Linked DNA regions of Homo sapiens: regions 1 and 3 are each linked to region 2. The links are chromatin loops, found by intact Hi-C in ENCODE. Cell type or tissue: A673. All regions are shown on one strand.

Region 1 (5,000 bases), 150 kb after region 2:
TGCCTGATTCTCCTGCCTCAGCCTGCCGTGTGCCTGCAATTGCAGGCGCGCGCTGCCACGCCTGACTGGTTTTCGTATTTTTTTGGTGGAGACGGGGTTTCGCTGTGTTGGCCGGGCTGGTCTCCAGCTCCTAACCGCAAGTGATCCGCCAACCTCGGCCTCCCGAGGTGCCGGGATTGCAGACGGAGTCTGGTTCACTCAGTGCTCAATGGTGCCCAGGCTGGAGTGCAGTGGCTTGATCTCGGCTCGCTACAACCTCCACCTCCCAGCCGCCTGCCTTGGCCTCCCAAAGTGCCAAGAGTGCAGCCTCTGCCCGGCCGCCACCCCGTCTGGGAAGTGAGGAGTGTCTCTGCCTGGCTGCCCATTGTCTGGGACGTGAGGAGCCTCTCTGCCTGGCTGCCCAGTCCTCACTTCCTGGCCATCCCATCTAGGAAGTGAGGAGCGTCTCTGCCCGGCCGCCCATCGTCTGAGATGTGGGGAGCGCCTCTGCCCGGCCGCGACCCCATCTGGGAGGTGAGGAGCGTCTCTGCCCAGCCGCCCCGTCTGAGAAGTGAGGAGACCCTCCGCCTGGCAACCACCCCGTCTGAGAAGTGAGGAGCCCCTCCGCCCAGCAGCCACCCTGTCTGGGAAGTGAGGAGCGTCTCCGCCCGGCAGCCACCCCGTCCGGGAGGGAGGTGGGGGTCAGCCCCCGCCAGGCCAGCCACCCCGTCCGGGAGGGAGGTGGGGGGGGTCAGCCCCCCGGCCCGGGCCAGCCGCCCCGTCCGGGAGGTGAGGGGTGCCTCTGCCCGGCCGCCCCTACTGGGAAGTGAGGAGCCCCTCTGCCTGGCCACCACCCCGTCTGGGAGGTGTACCCAACAGCTCATTGCGAACGGGCCATGATGACAATGGCGGTTTTGTGGAGTGGAAAGGGGGGAAAGGTGGGGAAAAGATTGAGAAATCGGATGGTTGCCGTGTCTGTGTAGAAAGAAGTAGACATGGGAGACTTTTCATTTTGTTCTGTACTAAGAAAAATTATTCTGCCTTGGGATCCTGTTGATCTGTGACCTTACCCCCAACCCTGTGCGCTCTGAAACATGTGCTGTGTCCACTCAGGGTTAAATGGATTAAGGGTGGTGCAAGATGTGCTTTGTTAAACAGATGCTTGAAGGCAGCATGCTCGTTAAGAGTCATCACTACTCCCTAATCTCAAGTACCCAGGGACACAAACACTGCGGAGGGCCCCAGGGTCCTCTGCCTAGGAAAACCAGAGACCTTTGTTCACTTGTTTATCTGCTGACCTTCCCTCCACTATTGTCCTAGGACCCTGCCAAATCCCCCTCTGCGAGAAACACCCAAGAATGATCAATAAAAAAATAAACTAAAAAAAAAATAATTTAAAAGGCAACAACATAACCTAGCTATAATTTCTGCTTTAAGGAAACCTAAAAATGACAAACAGAAAGTCAGCATTTTTCAAAATATGTGCTGTGAGATACTAGTTCCCGGATGTGCTGGAGGGGGAGTAAGAGAAGGGTACCCTCTTAGTTGAGAGAAATTTCAGAAGATTAATTTCCTCCCTTTGTTTTGTTTCCACACTCAGATCGTAAGTTTCTGATAATTTGCTTTTTGTGCTACTTGCTCATGGGAAGAGCATGTCCTGGGCCACACGACACAAGCTTTCCAGGCTTTTGCTTCACAGCTCAAGTTAGCCTTGTGAAGCTAAATGTCAGCATTCATGGCTAGGCATGGTGGCTCATACCTGTAATCCCAGCACTTTGGGAGACCGAGGCAGGCGGACCACTTGAGGTCAGGAGTTCGAGACCAGACTGGCCAACATGGCGAAACCCTGTCTCTACCAAAAATTTAAAAATTAGCCAGGCATGGTGGCACATGCCTGTAGTCCCAGCTACTCGGGAGGCTGAGGCACAAGAATCACTTGAACACAGTAGGCAGAGGTTACAGTGAGCCAAGATGGCACCACTGCACTTCAGCCTGGGTGACAAAGCAAGACCATGTCTCAAAAAATAAATAAATAAAAAATAAATGTCAGCACTTATACTTATATAAAAACATATGCGTATGTTCTTGTATACATATAGTGATTTAGCTGAGTAGTTAATTTAGTCATAGCAAATACGCTTAACACTTTACATAGCAAATATGCATAACAAATACGCTTAACACTTTTTCTTCTTTAAGTGGAAGGGCCATAGTGGGGGGACTTTCACCTTCAAAGCTACACTTTCTCTAATATTTGAAATTTTTACAATAGCATGTTTAATGTATATAACCTAAATATATACATATATTTAAGTTACCATATTCAATTGTAGAATTTGAGAGGTAAAAAATATTTTCCCAAAAATGTTCCCAAATGCATCTCTCAAGCTTCCACATGCCCAGACTGGCAGAAAATCCAATTTTCCTAAGCACAGCCCACCTACCTCCTTCTCTGCAAAACTCCCCTGCCTCTGCTTGTATTCAAAGCACAAGCCCTGGCTGAATGTGCTTGCCAAGTCCCTAGAATTGAAGCTTAGAGCGCCCCCTTGAGCCTTGAGGGGCATCCACAGTGCTGCCCAGCTCTTATTCTTTAATATGCAACCGACGAACGTTGACTTGGTGTAAGAGACCCTCTTGTCAATGCTGCTGCTGTTGCTCCTCCCAGTGACCTTAGAGTTCTTTTTAGAAATAGTTTCTCTCACTGAAAAATATAAAAGTCATCTTCACCAGACTCTAAGCTTTTCTTTTTTTTTTTTTCGAGACAAGTTCTCTCTCCGTCACCCAGGCTGGAGTGCCATGGCACAATCTCAGCTCACTGTAACCTCCGCCTCCCGGGCTCAAGCGATCCTCTCACTTCAGCCTCCCCACCCACCCCCCACCCCCCGGGTAGCTGGCACTAGAGGCATGCGCCACCATGCCCGGCTAGTTTTTTGTGTGTTTTTGTTTTTATTTTTTGAGACAAGGTTTTACCATGTCACCCAGGCTGGTCTTGAACTTTTAGACTCAAGCGATCCACCCCCCTCAGCCTCCCAAAGTGCTGGGATTACAGGAATGAGCCACCATGCCCGGCCTTATGTATTATTTGTTTAAACTTCACAACATACCTCGATGATAGGTGCTATTCTTCCCATTTTATAGATGAGAAGACTGAGATTTGGAGAGCTTAAATAAGGGGTTTAAGGAGACATTGCATGAATGCTCAACTTCTTGGACAAATAGGACATGAAACTCATATGGAGGTGATTCTGTCAAAAGCATCTACGCAAGGGCTCTGCAGTCTACACCTAGGATGGGCTAAGCCCAGGTTTTCCACACTAGGATGTGTGGACTTTCTGGAATAAGCAGAATCCTGTAGGTACTGATACGGTAAGTAAACACAGTGTATCATCTAAGAGTATGTATTAGTCCATTTTCGCCCTGCTATAAAGACATATCCAAAAGTGGATACTTTATAAAGAAAGGAGGTTTAATTGACACACAGTTCTGCATGGATGGAGAGGCCTTAGGAAACCTACAATCATGGCAGAAAGCCAAGGGGAAGCAAGGCATGTCTTACATGGCAGCAGGTGAGAAAGAGAAGACAGGGGAAACTGCCAAACACTTTCAAAGCTTCAGATCTCATGAAAACTTACACACACCGTCACAAGAACATCACAGGAGAAACCACTCCCATGATCCAATCACCTCCCACCAGATCCCTGCCTTGACATATGGGAATTACAGTTTGAGATGAGATTTGGGTGGGGACACAGAGCCAAACCATATCAGAGTATCAGTTTTCCTTCAAGGTTTTTTGGGGTAAATGTTATTTTATAGTAAGACCAATGGATATATTAAGGAGCATAAATGAAACATTTTAAAATACTTTGAGATAAAAAGGCAAAAAGATAAAACTAAAGCCATCCCGTTGGTGAAAGATTGCATCACAAAATCCTCTAGGACAATGCTTCTCATGCTTTCACGTGCAGATGTCTCTCCTGTAGGCAGGGCCAGCTCCATGGGTGTGAGGCCTGTGGAGTCGCACCTACACTTGCAGATCCTGACTCAGCATGGCTAGGCTAAGGCTGCGATTCTGCAGTTCTAACGAGCTCCCACGTAATACCTGTTGTTGGTCCAAAGACCACACGTTGAGTGGCAAGACCCAGCCCTTCTCTCTATACCTCTGTTTGTTAACACTTAACCAGGAAAGTTTAAGAAGCAGTAGAGAAGGAGGGCAGTGAATCACAGCAGTCAAAATAATATAGTGAAAAGCGTGGGTCTTTACCACTACTTACTCTGTAAAATACTGAGAGGTGACAGCGTGCTGGCAGTCCTCAGAGCCCTCGCTTGCTCTCGGCACCTCCCCTGCCTGGGCTCCCACTTTGGTGGCACTTGAGGAGCCCTTCAGCCCCCCACTGCACTGTGGGAGCCCCTTTCTGGGCTGGCCAAGGCCGGAGCCCACTCCCTCAGCTTGAAGGGAGGTGTGGAGGGAGAGGCACGAGCCGGAACCGGGGCTGCGTGCGGCGCTTGCGGGCCAGCTGGAGTTCCGGGTGGGCGTGGGCTTGGCTGGCCCCGCACTCGGAGCAGCCAGCCAGCCCTGCTGGCCCCGGACAATGGGGTACTTAGCACCCGGGCCAGTGGCTGCGGAGGGTGTACTGGGTCCCCCAGCAGTGCTGGCCCACCGGCGCTGCGCTCGATTTCTTGCCGGGCCTTAGCTGCCTTCCCGCCGGGCAGGACTAGGGACCTGCAGCCCGCCATGCCTGAGCCTCCCACCCCCTCCATGGGCTCCGGTGCGGCCCGAGCCTCGCGGACGAGCACCACCCCCTGCTCCAGGCGCCCCGTCCCATCGACCACCCAAGGGCTAAGGAATGCGAGCGCACGGCGCAGGACTGGCAGGCAGCTCCACCTGCAGCCCCGGTGCGGGATCCACTAGGTGAAGCCAGCTGGGCTCCTGAGTCTGGTGGGGACGTGGAGAGTCTTTATATCTAGCTCAGGGATTGTAAATACACCAATCAGCACCCTGTGTTTAGCTCAAGGTTTGT
Region 2 (5,000 bases):
GCAGAAAATGCTTTCCAAGAGTTCAAATGTTGAAGTATGGATTTTTACACTACAGCAATAAGCAAACATTTCTCATTGGTAAAAATGTGTTGATTGTAATGGTTCCTATTCTTACGAATAAAGATGTGTTTGAGCCTAGTTATAATGATTTCAAATTCATGGTCTGAAATTGCAATTACCTTTGCACCAACCATATATATATATAATGTATTTCTAATAAAACATTTTTCCTGCTCTTTCTCCAGTGCCTAGAATAGTGCCTGGCACATAGTAGGGGCTCGGTAAAATTTGCTGAACTAATGAATGGGCTCTATGAATCTTATCAATGTTCTAAATGCTAGCATTTTATAGATAAGGAAACTGAAACATCAAAAAGTTAACTTCCATAAGTCCCACAGCTAATTTCTTTATCTGTAAAATGGGCGTATAAATATTGCCTTTCTCATTATTATGGGGAGCAAATGAATTACCATATAACACCTTAGGGAGTGTGTCTGGCTCAGTGTTCGTGCTCACAACTGTCTATGGGCTGGGCGCAGTGGCTCATGCCTGCAATCTCAGCACTTTGGGAGGCCGAAGCAGGTGGATCACAAGGTCAGGAGTTCGAGACCAGTCTGGCCAACATGGTGAAACCCTGTCTCTACTAAAAAATACAAAAATTAGCCGGGTGTGGTGGTGGGCACCTGTAATCCCAGCTACTTGGGAGGCCGAGGCAGGATAATCGCTTGAACCTGGGAGGCAGAGGTTGCAGTGAGCCAAGATCGTGCCATTGCACTCCAGCCTGGGTGACTAGAGTGCAATCGACTCAGCCTCCCAAAGTGCTGGGATTACAGGCGTGAGCCACCAAGACCAGCCCTAAAAATTCCTTTCCATTGATGCTTCCACTCAAGCTACCATCCCATTTTTCTCCTTTTACCATCTTTTAAAACTCCTTTTCAAAAAAGTAGATCTGAAAATTAATCTATGTTGTTAGAAGTAAATAAATCAATTATTCATCAAGCTATATATATTTATGTGCACTTTGAAATATATACATATACATATTACTTTACTGAAAAATTAAGAGAGAGAGTAGCTTAACTAACCTCCTCTTCTCTAGTTTTCCTTCCCTCCTCTCCCATTCAATCATTATTCTCCCTTGCAAATTGGCTTCCATGCACAGTGTCAAAACTGTGGCCCCTGCCACATCTCAGCTTCCTCACTATACACTGTCACCATGCTGTCCTGACATTCTCCTGTCTCCAGTGTCCACTCGATGGTTCGAGTTCTTTGTCCACTTTATGAGTCTTGCTTTTCATAGGGCTATATACACCTCTGCGGCCTTTCCTTGCTGTCTCTGCCTGCTAATGTTCTGCCCCTTTGTCGAGATCTAACTCAATTCTGCCCCCTTGTCAAGATCTAGCACCTTCTCCTGGAAGTCTTCTCTGGTTTCCCTAATTCTACATCATCATTGCTCACTTAGCACTTTGGGATAGTGCCACTTGTGGGCCAGGTACTGTCTGAGGTAATGGAAGACATTCAGCCCTGCATTAGTTATTGGTTTAATATTAAGTTTTGCTATTTGCATCACAAGAAATACAGACTCATTTAAGATTTACCTCAAGTACCTGAGGGTGTATAAGGGTGATGTCTTACCACCTTTCCATCTGAGAATTTGTCTTCTGGGAATAGAAAATAGTAATGGATTCTTGACCATTGTTTCTAAGCAAAGCATGCCAGAGCTCATGTCACCCTTTCTAGTAAGAAGTTGTGAGTTTGCACTGAAGAATTATAATCAAAATGCGTAAAGCTCCCTCCCCTACCTCCACTTAAAGTTCTTTAGGGATCCTTCTGGCTCATCTGCAAGCTCCCTAATTTAAGGGACAAGTCTTTTTTCCCTTAAAAAGTTTTCCTGGGTTTAACTCCTCCCCTTCTCCCACTTTCTGCAGAGTCAATGGATTTACCCTTGAGAAGATTCTGCCTTCTGTCCTGGGGCAAGTGATGAAAGTCTCCAGCTCCCAGTCTGACTCACGAGAGTAGACAGCCTTCTGCAGAAGTTGAATTATAGACTGTGGCCCCTCCCCTGTTTTCTACCAACAGTATGAATGAGCAACACCAGACTGGACCTCAAGAATGTTTCTCCAACTGGAATTTCTCTTCTCTGACAGAGACTTGAAAGCAGCTATAGTAAAATCTAGGCATGATGATCTATGTTGGGCACTGCACAAGCACTCCTCATTCAACAAGGTGCCGTTCATATCAGAGATGCTTTATTATTGTGATAATTTTTATATGTTTATTTTTATTTTGTTTATTGGAAAGATTGACGATTTGTATGTTTCTTACAACTTCCCGGCAGATGGCAGTAAAGTGTCTTGTTTTAAGATGTTTACTATATTTTGTTCAGAGTCCATTTACAAAGGAAAAATGAGTCAGTATTCGAAATCAACATGTCTAACATCATCTGAAAATAACTTTTACTTCTAAACAAGAAATCACTTTATCTATTGGTAGGTGAGTGTTTAAATGTTTTTTAAATCCCTATTGTTGTTAGAGCTCTGGCTAATTAATATTTCATACTGCATTTCACATTATCTGCTGTGTTCGCTGCACCCAAAAGCTATTCCTGAATTCCTCGTTTAAATCTACAAGAACTTTCATTATTAGATTAATCACCATCAAATGACATACACTCAGATAATCCACAAAATGAATTACATGCACATAAATTAGAGATTACCACTTCGTGATCTGGCTAGTTCTATAATGGAAATTGCTTGTTGTGCATATCCTGTTAATAAAAATATTAATGCTTGATAATATTTAGCAGTCTGTTAATTATATATTTTGTATGTTATGTACATGTAAGTTCCGAGATAAAATACCATTGATTTTTTGCTCAGATACTACAAAGGAGTTTTTAAAATTAATTTCAGAATCAGAAAACATGGAAGGAAATCAAAGACAATCAATTAGACTACTGAATATATTTTTGGAGAAGATAGAATCAGGAGGCAAAAAATGCTAAATTAGGATGTGGATTTAATTTCAATATTTATGTCAGACATAACTTGAGAAAAAAGTGGAAGAGAAAAAGAAAACATTAAACTAGATTTTCTTTTCCCTATCGAGGTACTTGGCTATGTAATTTGAATTTTTGTCCATAGAACACTCTATTTGAAATTTGTCTACAAAATGTATACATAAGAATTTTAACTTTCCATCGTATTTAACTACTATCAGTACAGGTAGGAAGTTTTCAGAAATTACTTATTCATAAATTTTTTTTTTTTTTTTTTTTTTTTTTGAGACGGAGTCTCGCTCTGTCGCCCAGGCCGGACTGCGGACTGCAATGGCGCAATCTCGGCTCACTGCAAGCTCCGCTTCCCGGGTTCACGCCATTCTCCTGCCTCAGCCTCCCGAGTAGCTGGGACTACAGGCGCCCGCCACCGTGCCCGGCTAATTTTTTGTATTTTTAGTAGAGACGGGGTTTCACCTTGTTAGCCAGGATGGTCTCGATCTCCTGACCTCATGATCCACCCGCCTCGGCCTCCCAAAGTGCTGGGATTACAGGCGTGAGCCACCGCGCCCGGCCCATAAATTCTTACCAATGTCAAACCGACCACGCCCCTTATTATTCTACCTTAATGGTTTCTGTGTTTTCTCTATATTGCAAATTCTTCAGGGATGAAAAAAAAGTGTCAACTGAAGAATAAAGATGTTAGAATGGGTTGGCAGTACTTATCACATAATACTAATAAACAGAGGGTAAATGCACTTCAATGGTGTTAAGAATTCAAAGATTTGAAATATATATAATATAAAGTGATAAAGATGCTATGATAAAGAGAAACAATATCATGTGCACGTAATATACATGACTCGGCTTTGACAAGACAACATCTAGGGAGAAGATTATCCAGGAAACTACTAGTGCAGTGATGCAAATTGTCTTCCGGCAGGGCATGATGGCTCCCGCCTGTAATGCCAGCACTTTGGGAGGCCAAGGTGGGCGGATCACTTGAGGTCAGGAGTTTAAGTCCAGCCTGGCCAACATGACGAAACCCCATCTCTACTAAAAGTACAAAATTAGCCAGGTGTGGTGGTGCGTGCCTGTAGTCCCAGCTACTCGGAAGGCTGAGGCAGGCCCTCAGCCTTGAACCCGGGAGACAAAGGTTGCAGTGAGCCCAGATCGTGCCACAGCACTCCAGCCTGGGCAACAGAGTGAGACTCAGTCTCAAAAAAAGAAAGGAAGGAAGGAAGGAAGGAAGGAAGGAAGGAAGGAAGGAAGGAAACAAGGAAGGAAGGGAGGGAAAATTGTCTTCCTTAGCAAAAACTATCAAAAATTCAATAAAATATGGCACATTGATACCAAATAATGTTACACAGTTTTAAGGAATAAAATATAAAAACCAAATAGTTAAACTGATAGCAGAAGTAATGAATGAACTAATTTTGAAAAAGATTATTTATCTTTATTATTTCAGATACAGTCTCTGGTATAAGCCAGGTAGAACACATAAAGCTATTAGAACTACACATAAAGAACACATGAAACTATTAGAACACAAACATTTCATATGTGGATATTTGGGTGAGGGAGGTTGTCCAGTAGATGACAAAAGAAAGCATGTACAAACTTTCAGAAGGCTACTTGCAAATGTAAAGAAAAGTTACATACAGCAATGCCACAAGTATGCATAGAAATCATAATGGATTGCAACAGAGGATCCTAAAAAAGGTCTAGAGTATTTTATACTTTTTGTTATGTGTCTTTACATTTGATATTGAATGATGCAGCAAATATCTATTTTACAGCACTGAATTTTTTTATATCATCTAAGAAATTATATAACTACTCTTTTTTTTTTGCTAAAAAAAAAAAAGGGATAGATGTGCAGAACGTGTAGGTTTGTTACACAGGTATACGTGTGCCATGGTGGTTTGCTGCTCCTATTGACCCGTCCTCTAAGTTCCCTCCCCTCACCCCCAACCCCCAAACAGGCCCTGGTGTGTGTTGT
Region 3 (5,000 bases), 140 kb after region 2:
TATAATATATATGTCTAGTGTATATGCTAGAAAGCTCTAGAGGAAGGGAAAGTACCACCAAAAAACTCTGGTGGGTGAGCAGCAGTCCTGCCTCCGCAAGTGCTCAGCCTCTTCCGTTTTAAAAACTGAATAAATGGCCAAGTGTGGTGGCTCATGCCTGTAATCTCAACACTTTGGAAGGCCAAGGTGGAAGGACTGCTTGAGCCCAGGAGTTCAAGATCAGCCTGGGCAACATAGCGAGACCCCATCTCTACAAAAATTGTAAAAACTAGCCAGGTGTGGTGGCGCATGCCTGTGGTCCCAGTTACTTGGGAGGCTGAAGTGGGAGGATCGCTTGAGTCTAGGAGGTTGAGTCTGCCGTAAGCCATGATGGCACCACTGCACTCCAGCCTAGATGACAGAGCGAGACTCTGTTACAAAAAAACCCAAAACTGAATAAAGATTTACAGCACATTGATTCGATAAAATTTCTATTTATTAACCTGTCCAGGTGCTCACATATTTCAGTCTGGATGCACCCATCAAAGCATCCATCACATAATAGTAACTTACCTGTGGCCCTGCTGGAAAGTCTGTACCATGATAATCATTAACATTTGAGTGGTTAATGCCAAGTGTTAATTCACTTAGTTATCAAAATAATTCCTTCGGGTGAATGCTATTTTCACTCCCGTTTTATAGTTGAGGAAACTGAGGCATAACAAAGTAAAGTAATTGGCAGGGCTGGATTTCAAACCCAGACAGTCTAGCTCTACCTGGTGCTCCAACCAGAATGATACACTCCCCCTTAGGATGGGACTGAGTCCTTTTACCTGAAACAGCCTCTGCAGCCAAGCACAGACCTAACACACAGAAAAATTTAATAAATGTTAGTTGAATGAATCTTCAATTAGTAGAAGACTGTTTATTCATTTCTTCAGTAAATATTTATCAAGTGCCTTCTATGTGGCCAGCACTATTCTGGGCACTGGCACAAAGTGGTGACAAGACCGCTGCAAGCCTGAGTGGCCTCTTGTTCAGCCTGACACACGATGCAGAAACTCCTTCTCCCACATTCCCACCTGATGGCCATCCCACCTCTGGTTCAGGAGATGGAAAGGCGATTGCTGTTAGATTCTTGTTTGTTTAAGAGACTGGCCTTCCTTGGCCTTCCACTTGAAGAAGCACAAACTTGCACTACAACCTCATGCCTATAACAGCCTTTTACATCTTGCAAGATAGTTCTAGCTCCTTCAGGTCTTCTTTATTCTAGGCTAGACTAAGCTTCCTCAGTTCCTTCATCAGTTCATGCTCTGATTACATTTCTGCAGGAGACAGCTTTCATTTACTTACTCATCCATTCATTTAAACTTTGCTTGCTGGGTGTGGTGGCTCAGTCTGTAGTCCCAGCACTTTGGGAGGCCAAGGCAGGCAGATCGCTTGAGCTCAGCAGTTTGAGACCAACCTGGGCGACATGGCAAAACCCTGTCTCTACTAAAAATAAAAAAATTAGCCAGGTGTGGTGGTGTGTGCCTGTAGTACCAGCTACTCAGGAGGCTGAGGCAGGAGGATCTCTTAAGCCTGGCAGACAGAGGTTGCAGTGAGCCAAGATCGTGCCACTGCACTCCAGCCTGGACCACAGAGCCAGACCCTATCTCAAAAAAAGCTTTACTAATGACTTACTATTAATATGTACCAGGTACTTTGCTAGGCCCTATGAATACAGAAATGAAGGGCATGGTTTCTTCCCTCAAGAAACGCATGGTCCACTGGGAGAATGAGGCATTTAGGGAAATAATTTCAACATTTCCTAGGTGACAAGTATAATAGAGATACAGTTATACTGAGTAGAACCACTCAGTGCTACAACTAGACTTTAAGCCGGCCACTCTGGGATCATTCAGTGTGGCCATGTTTATCTTGCATAGTGACCACGAGAATGAAAAGAAGAGCTAGGAAATAAATATCTCCACTGTCCTGATCTGAGTGTTGTCATTTAAAGGATGCAGTCCAGAACTGTAACTGATTTATTTAGCAGGTGGCTAACTTAAAAAAAAAAACCCTAGTATTAATTTCATGAAATGTTATCAGGCCCATCCTACACTAATGAAATGAGAGATAGATGAGAGATAGGCAGATAGATAGATAGATAGATAGATAGATAGATAGATAGAGAGATAGATAGATAGATGGATAAACATTTTGCATGTTTCATCCCTGGTAAATATCCTCTTATTTCAGTCTAGCAAAGCTCTCATATACAATACCAGGCCTTAGGAATCAAGGTCCAATTTCCAGCTCCATTATTTCAACCTCCAAGACCTACCTCATAGGTCTGTTGAGGGCATTAAAAGAAACAATGAATGAAATGATCTGGCACGTTGTAAGCCCCATAGTTGGTGCTCAATAAATGCTAGTAATATTTACTTGTGGCTTACTGGTTCCTCAAGATTCCTTAAAATCTGAATCTGGACACCCAATGTATGAGGCTGCGCTTCAGCTTCATGTCAGCTGCAAACCTGACAGGGTGTCTTCTAATTTTCAATAATCACTCCACTCCCAACTCCATTCCTCATCCGCATCTGCTTCCCTTCCATTTCCATCTTTGCTCGGCCCAAGTATCAGGCGCTATCTCAGAAGGTTGACAAACCAGCATTGCCACCTGGAGGACAGCATGAGAATCTGGGTGAGAGAACAATTTTATGGCACCAGATAAACCAACTCAGCTGTTCTGTGCCGGCACTAACGAGGCCAAGTTCAGAGGTTCATCCCCCAAAGGGGCCAATTAGCTTTACACTGAGAGGCACTCCGGAGTGCAGCCCCAGCCTCTAACCTTGGCCCCCAAGTTACACGTGTGTGGCTGTTGGTTAGAAGTGAATTCATCAATCCAATCCCATTTTTCATAATTTCTTTAAAACCCAGTTGTAAGGCAGCGTGGAAACAACAAAAATGCACAAGACCTTCTCCTTCCTCTTAAAGAAGCTTCAGCCTGCAACAGTGTTTCCCCAAATGAATCCTGAGACATTAATAGGAGTTATGAGAATAAGTGGCTCCAGTGTTAAATCAGTTTGGAAAACACTGATCTAATCAAAGTCGAGGAGCTTGTTTACGAAAGGGCTTTGCAGAGCTTGCTACATGCTAATATGCACGTGCTAATTTTCCAAGAAGGAAATGCAGTGTGCAGAGCTTCACAGATTTGGACAGCCATGGGCATCCGCACCTTTAAAAAAAAAAAAGAGGCCGGGCGCGGTGGCTCACACTTGTAATCCCAGCACTTTGGAAGGCCGAGGCGGGCGGATCATGAGGTCAGGAGATCAAGACCATCCTGGCTGACACGGTGAAACCCTGTCTCTACTAAAAAAAATACAAAAACTCAGCCGGGCGTGGTAGCGGGCGCCTGTAGTCCCAGCTACTCGGGAGGCTGAGGCAGGAGAATGGCGTGAACCTGGGAGGCGGAGTTTGCAGTGAGCCGAGATCGCGCCACTGCACTCCAGCCTGGGCGAGAGAGCGAGACTCCGTCTCAAAAAAAAAAAAAAAGAAAAGAAAAGAAAAAGAAAAGAAAAGAAAAAAGAAAAGAATAGTAACGAATCTACTGGCCCAGGATATGGCTACTTTCAATGGAACATCTATTTTAAGAAGCAATTCATCCATGGCAAAGGTTCACAGTCTATTGCTAAGTTTAAAAAACCAGGAAGGGGGAAGCATACTGTAGAACAATATCGCGTTTTGAAAAGATAGAAAAAGATGTACATATACTTGGGAGAATAAAAAACAAAAAGACACAAACCAAAATGTTAGCAGCTGTGATCTTTTTGTTGGGAGTGGTAGTTGTTTTTCTGTGCTCTGCTTTTTAAGTTTTCTGCCGTAAACATACAGCACGTGTTAATTTTAAAATGAAACCACCGGCCAGGCGTGGTGGCTCATGTCTGTAATCCCAGCACTTTAGGAGGCCGAGGTGGGCAGATCACCTGAGGTCAGGAGTTCGAGACCAGCCTAGCCAAAATGGCGAAACCCCGTCTCTACTACAAATACAAAAATTAGCCAGGTGTGGTGGCATACACCTATAATCCCAGGTACTCGGGAGGCTGAGGCAGGAGAATGGCGTGAACCTGGGAGGCGGAGTTTGCAGTGAGCCGAGATCGCACCACCGCACTCCAGCCTGGGCGACAGAGCGAGATTCCGTCTCAACTAAAAAAAAAAAAAAAAAAAAAAAAAAAAAGAGGAAGAAGAAAAGAATAGTAACGAATCTACCGGCCCAGGATATGGCTACTTTCAATGGAACATCTATTTTAAGAAGCAATTCATCCATGGGAAAGATTCACAGTCTATTGCTAAGTTTAAAAAACCAGGAAGGGGGAAGCATACTGTAGAACAGTATCACATTTTGAAAAGATAGAAAAAGATGTACATATACTTGGGAGAATAAAAAACAAAAAGACACAAACCAAAATGTTAGCAGCTGCGATCTTTTTGTTGGAGTGGTGGTTGTTTTTCTCTGCTCTGCTTTTTAAGTTTTCTGCCGTAAAGGTACAGCACGTGTTAATTTTAAAATAAAACTACCGGCCAGGCATGGTGGCTCATGCCTGTAATCCCAGCACTTTAGGAGGCCAAGGTGGGCAGATCACCTGAGGTCAGGAGTTTGAGACCAGCCTGGCCAACATGGCGAAACCCCGTCTCTACTAAAAATACAAAAATTAGCCAGGCATCGTGGCATGCACCTATAATCCCAGCTACTCGGGAGGCTGAGGCAGGAGAATCGCTTGAACCCTGGAGGTGGAGGTTGCAGTGAGCCAAGATCATGCCACTGCACTCCAGCCTGGGTGACACAGCAAGACTCCATCTCAAAAACATTTAAAAATGTAAAAAATTAAAAAATAAAACCACAAAGCCCTTGTTTTAGGACAGTGTACCATCTTCATATGACTATTATTGTGGAATGCAAATGTTTCTTACTTACAATGGGGTTACATCTTGATAAACTAAGTTGAAAATATCCTAAGTCAAAAATGCATTTAAAACTG

The links. Hi-C counts contacts between places; a loop is a spot of excess contacts. Peaks named below come from ENCODE experiments on the same cell type or tissue, not always from the same donor. Only the 100,000 strongest peaks of a DNase experiment are listed, where the experiment ranks them.
Region 1: a loop joins it to region 2, with 4 times the contacts of the local background. A loop is called at or near these places in 16 of 110 quality-filtered maps.
Region 3: a loop joins it to region 2, with 6 times the contacts of the local background. A loop is called at or near these places in 16 of 110 quality-filtered maps.

What each region holds. Positions count from the first base shown.
Region 1 is chr11:33,985,652-33,990,651 of GRCh38, forward strand. No RefSeq gene overlaps it. Among named protein-coding and RNA genes, the nearest start is that of CAPRIN1, 64 kb to the right of the region's middle. RefSeq lists an enhancer at 4,098-4,669. In A673, a CTCF peak has its summit at 2,534 (motif pointing left); a DNase peak (open chromatin) is centred at 2,510; H3K27ac peaks cover 2,149 bases.
Region 2 is chr11:33,833,299-33,838,298 of GRCh38, forward strand. No RefSeq gene overlaps it. Among named protein-coding and RNA genes, the nearest start is that of LINC02721, 13 kb to the left of the region's middle. In A673, a CTCF peak has its summit at 2,320 (motif pointing right); DNase peaks (open chromatin) are centred at 2,043, 2,353, 3,903, 4,203 and 1 weaker place; H3K4me3 peaks cover 957 bases; H3K27ac peaks cover 3,258 bases.
Region 3 is chr11:33,968,571-33,973,570 of GRCh38, forward strand. No RefSeq gene overlaps it. Among named protein-coding and RNA genes, the nearest start is that of LMO2, 79 kb to the left of the region's middle. RefSeq lists silencers at 1,052-1,346, 2,492-2,786. In A673, CTCF peaks have their summits at 2,645 (motif pointing left) and 2,844; a DNase peak (open chromatin) is centred at 2,641; H3K27ac peaks cover 598 bases.